Regions from separate parts of the Homo sapiens genome. Here region 1 is linked to region 2. A link is a contact called in ENCODE Hi-C data. All regions are on one chromosome and are shown on one strand. The core of a region is the stretch at or near the end of the contact, and the rest is flanking DNA. Distances in the headings are between cores, read along the strand shown.

Region 1 (2,700 bases), core at 185-2,684, 550 kb before region 2:
TTATAATTTATATATAGTTATATAATATATATTTTTATATATGTATGAGAGAATATGTATCTAGTAAAAATATAGTTGGTAAAATTTGTATCAACACAGGGAAATACAATAAGTGGAAACAATCAGCATATAAAATTGTATATATGACATAGTCAAAATGATACACAAAAATATGAGTAGAAAGAAGAAATGAGAGGGAATATACCAAAATGCTAAGATGAGTTTTAGTGCCTGGATTGCCATTTAGATTTTTGTCTTTTTCTTTCTACTTTTTTTCTGTTTTCCAAATCATCAAAATTGGGCATAATTTCTGAATAAAAAAGAATATAATTTCAAATATGGAGGAGGCATCAAGGATTTAAATTTCAAGTAGACAGTTTTTAGAGTTTAAACATTTTAGTGATTTCGTGTCTGAAGTATGTGATTGTCCAAATTGTTGGATCTTCCCCACCCCCGCCCCTGCCCCCAACCCCGCCAAGTGCCGTCAGGTCTGGCGAGTGTCTAACCACTTGGTGGCCAGTTTAAATCTTTCCCACAAACTTTCTAGTTTATGTTGTCCCATGAGCCCTGGGGCAGTTTGGATTTTTGCAGAACTGAGAATAAGCTATGAATGAAAAGAAGAAAATGGGATTATAGATTCCTTTCCTCCACTTTATGGCCAGAATACTAGGTAGCTCAGGAAGTTCTGAATCAGTCCTTTTTCTAGGCAAAGGCAGAAATCCTGGGCTTGGGTTCTTCAAGGTAGGCTAATCAGGGTGTCAGAGATTTTTGGTGTCCTTTTAACATCCAGGAATTACAGATAAGGTAAATCAAGCCACGAACACATAGGTACTCAGGCAGCGATTGGACAAATTTATGCTCTACTACAGCAGATACATTTTGCCAATGCTGGAATAAATTGGCAAGGTACTAAGGTTTACCTCTGTTTAAAATTCCTGCTTGGGAATATCTACCTTAGAATAACTGTTCATTTTAATCAGGTTAAAGGGCACCAAGGAACAATTCTAACAAACAGAATCAGATAATACTAGTAAAAAGGGAAAGAGAATATCCTGAGAAACAGAACTGAAACTTAAGTGATAGGAGGAAAATGAAACGAAACTGAAACTTAGCCAGCAAAGCTATTTAAAAAAAAAAAAAGTCTCGATCTTAACAGAGACCTAGCAGGTAACTATATATGAGCCAGTATTATCAAAAGTAAAACCAATAAATGTTGTACATTTTCCTACGTTACACTTGAAAGAAACTCTTAACCAGCAGTGTGAGCTGCATGACCTTGCTGCAGCCACTGACGTTCTCTGAGTCTCAGTTTACTCATCTGTGAAAATAGGTGTAACAGTACATGCCAGCCTCAATTAAATACAGAACTTCAGGGCTTGAGGGGGTCTTGGAGGTCATCAGATCTTGGCTCCTCCACTGGACCAGGGCCTTGGGGCTACCATGCTTACCTTGTTGGTGTAAGTGAGCTCTCGCAGCAGCCAGACATACTGCAGAGCCCATTGTGGGTGCAGGCAAACTGACTCCCAGGTCATGTGCAAGAGGCCATGAGAGAAGACAGGAGGATATTCAACCAATCTGGCTTCAGAAGGAGGCTCTGTGAGGACAGCTGAGTGGCCCAAGGTGGCTCAGACAGGGTACAAGCAATCGTCATCCTCAGAGTGGGACTCCATAGTGTGATAAAGCAGCCATGGAGCGGGGACAGGAGACAGGGACGGGACACCACCAGGGCAGGGGACCCATGCAGACAGGACCCTGAGCTCAGAAGGGCCCTAAATGTTCTGCCAACACCTTCTTGATATTTTTTCTTTTCTTTTTTTTTTTTTTGAGAAAAGGTTTCACTCTGATGCCCAGGCTGGAGTACAATGGTGCAAATACAGCTCACTGCCACCTCAACCTCCAGTAGTCCTCCCACCTCAACTTCTTTAGTAGCTGGGACCACAGGCGTGCCCCACCACGCTTGGCTAAGTTGTTTCTTCTCTTCTTTGTAGAGATAGGGCCTCACTGTGTTGCCCGGCCTGGTCTCAAACTCCTGAGCTCAAGCGAACCTCCCACCCTGGCCTCCCAGTATGCTGGGATTACAGATGTGAGCCACTGTCCTGGCGTCATGGTGAAATTCTTAATTTTGTTAAGAGACATCCCCACAATTTCATTTCATACAGGCTCTGCAAATTATGTAGCCAGTGCAGGGTACAACATCCAAGATCTGCTGAACAGAGGGCTGGAGGGGAGGGGTTGTGACACAGGGTGATCAGAAACTGCTCTGGGATGTGTGACACTTCCCAAGCCTCAATAAACGGTAGAATGGGAATAGACTGCTTCCTGGCCCCTCAGGACTGGCTTAGCCATGAAGGACTAACCTGGATGTTCTTGGGGACTGTGGTTGATTCCCATGGAGGCAGCTCCACAGAGGTCCTGGGCTCAAGTGTGGTACCTGAGAGAGGGTCAAGAGTCTGGTGGTTGTTGTCATTTTAAAATTTATTCTATTTTATTGATGTAAAGTTCACTCAACATAAAATTAACTAAAACCTGAAGGTAGCTTTTTACAATATTTTAAATAGTTTTGTGCACGAAACAAAGTTTGTGATAAGTATTTTTGTGTGGAATTTACCACTTGTGGCATCATATCAGCATTCAAAAAGTTTCAGATTTTGATGATGAGTCGAAAATGCATTTAATACACCTAACCTACCAAGCATCAGA
Region 2 (2,726 bases), core at 130-2,629:
GGCAGGAGGAACCATGACAGCAGCTTGAGTTGGGAGGAACCCTGTTGCCAAGAGCCCAGTCTTAGACGGCAGCTAAGCAGGTTCATCATCTGCAGTTTTTTTTTCTCAAGAGGGCAAGGAAGGAAACCTCATTCTTCTTCACAACCTGGGATATGATGGGAATTAACCTTCTAACAGCCTCCCAGAAGAGACAGGCAGGGAAGGGGAGAGGGCCTTCCAGGGAGGGCCGTAAGTAGCTCTGCAGGCTCAGAGGAGCTGCGACTCAAGTCTCCTCTGCCTGCAGGACTTATGTGGACATGTGCAGGGTGTCCCAGGTGCGAGGGGGAGCAGCTTCTTTACAACAGGTTAACAACAGAGCGTGAATATTTCTAGGCAGAGTGAGAGAGGATCATGTTGGCCCATCCAGTCATTCAGTGTGCAGGCAGAATATTTCTCACTGCTGCTTCTCTCCTGGTTTCAACTGCCGGAAACTCTTCCTGCTTTTCATTCCTCTAATTGCTTACAGTCTCCAAAACCTCAAATGCTTATTTATGTTTTTGTCCCCTAATGGTTCTCACAACAGCAGCAGTGGACCAGAGCTGTCTAGTTGTAAGAATAAGAATTTTCTGGATCCAGAGCCAGAATTGTTAGGGAGGACTGTGGTGATGCATTCTGCATTTCTTTCTCTTTCTTTCTTTCTTTCTTTCTTTCTTTCTTTCTTTCTTTCTTTCTTTCTTTCTTTCTTTCTTTCTTTCTCTCTCTCTCTTTCCTTCCTTCCTTCCTTCCCTCTTCCTTCCTTCCTTCCTTCCTTCCTTCCTTCCTTCCTTCCTTCCTTCCTTCCTTCCTTTCTTTTCTTTTTTTGAGGTGGAGTCTCACTCTGTCTCCCAGGCTGGAGTGCAGTGGCACGATCTTGGCTCACTGCAAGCTCCGCCTCCCAGGTTCAAGCAATTCTTCTGCCTCAGCCTCCCGAGTAGCTGGGATTACAGGCATCTGCTACCACGCCCGGTTAATTTTTGTATTTTTAGTAGAGATGGGGTTTTGTTATGTTGGCCAGGCTGATCTCGAATGCCTGACCTCGGGTGATCCACCCGCCTCAGCCTCCCAAAGTGCTGGGATTACAGGCATGAGCCACCTAGCTCAGCCACATTCCGCATTTCTAACAATTGCTTGAAAAGGCACTGTTTATGAGTGGAGAATTGTTTGTATTTAAGAGACAGCCTCAGGTAGTGGAAAGCCCAGTTTTGCTGCTGAGAATGTGTGGTGGTGATGATTCATGGATCCGTGGGTAAAAATGCTGTCTGCTCCCTGTCTCTGGTGAGCTGACTGTAACAAGGCCTCCAGTGAGGCTTGCGGAGACTCGCTTAAGCTCCCCGGAGGAGGTGAGGGAAAATCCCAGAAGATGCAAATTGAGTTCTCTTACAGTGAAAGGACATAGCCCCTGGTGATAAGCAGCCCACACTCTGGTTTTAATAAGCTTGAGGTTTGGTACTTCTTAGTAATGAGCAGAATTTAAAGGAAATGAAACCAACTCAGAAGTTTTAGCTCATTTGTTGTATAGCAGAAAGCACCAATTAGTGATTGGAATAGCGGTAGGTAATGTCTTGCAACGAAGTGACAAGGTAGAAAAAGGATTTGGGATTTCTCCAGCCTACTTTATGGCTGATAGAATTTTGGTCTCTCTCTCACAAAATAATGTGTAGGCCCTTATCTAATTAGGAAACAAGGTGATTGGCTGTCTAAGGCAATGTCATGCCTGAGTAGCATTGGTAAGATCCTCCTTAGTCCAGGAACTGTAGCATGTTTAAGGCCATTGTAATGTTAGCATCAACAACCCTGGAAGGGTTTTTTTTTTTTTAATTCACCCCAAGAGAATGTTTTCAGTGGAACTCAGCGACATCCTGAAGTTGAAATAAATGTCCATGTGTCTCCAAGCAAATGCCCCATGTCTCTTACATTTAACCATACAGAAGAAACAGTAAGCAGCATGAATCCTTTCATTTTCCTGGGTAATAGGTAAGTGGCAAAAAGAATTGGCTTTTGACATTGAAGGAGGCCCTAAAACTCTGACCTACTGAATGTGTTGCTGACAGCAGTGTAACTACATTGGGGTAGTGCCGGAGATGGGGCCAATCACCATGGAAAACCCTGAACCAACTAGCTGGGCATGGTGGTGAGCTCCTGTAATCCCAGCTACTCTGGAGGCTGAGGCAGGAGAATCGCTTGAACCCGGGAGGTGGAGGCTTCAGTAAGCCAAGATCGCGCCACTGCACTCTAGCCTGGGAGACAGAGCTAGACTCTGTTTCCAAAAAAGGAAATGCAGAATGCGTCACCACAGTCCTCCCTAACAATTCCAGCCCTGGATCCAGAAAATTTTTATTCTTACAACTAGACAGCTCTGGTCCACTGCTGCTGTTATGAGAACCATTAGGGGACAAAAAGAAATAAGCGTTTGAGGTTTTAGGGACTGTAAGCAATTAGAGGAATGAAAAGCAGGAAGAGTTTCCAACAGTTGAAACCCTGAAGCATTCCAGGGTTTTCTCTCCAGGAACCTCAAGGGCCACATGAAGGAACACTGGACTTTCTGTAGGATCACTGCTCCTTTGGCATCCACGGAGTCACAGTGAAGGACATTCCCAACAATGTTTTGGGTGGCTGATGGGAAGACAGTGGTCATGGAACCAAAGGATTTGGAAAAACTTACAAACGAAGACACAAACTGGAAACGTAATCCTTGAGTTCTTAAAGGC

Evidence for each region. A loop is a pair of places that touch in the nucleus more often than their neighbours do. Pooled maps may share reads with other maps.
Region 1: a loop to region 2 is called in a pooled map, with 13 times the contacts of the local background. The contact joins two enhancer-like sites. A Hi-C loop is called at or near these places in 2 of 37 single-sample maps with no recorded cell type and 7 of 50 pooled maps.

Annotation. Positions count from the first base shown.
Region 1 is chr18:62,504,830-62,507,529 of GRCh38, reverse strand. No RefSeq gene overlaps it. Among named protein-coding and RNA genes, the nearest start is that of ZCCHC2, 17 kb to the left of the region's middle. RefSeq lists an enhancer at 973-1,222. Within about 2 kb of position 1,434, at least 10 of the 41 ENCODE cell types and tissues checked have a DNase peak (open chromatin) inside an H3K27ac peak, as active enhancers do.
Region 2 is chr18:61,951,049-61,953,774 of GRCh38, reverse strand. No RefSeq gene overlaps it. Among named protein-coding and RNA genes, the nearest start is that of RNF152, 59 kb to the right of the region's middle. Within about 2 kb of position 1,379, at least 4 of the 41 ENCODE cell types and tissues checked have a DNase peak (open chromatin) inside an H3K27ac peak, as active enhancers do.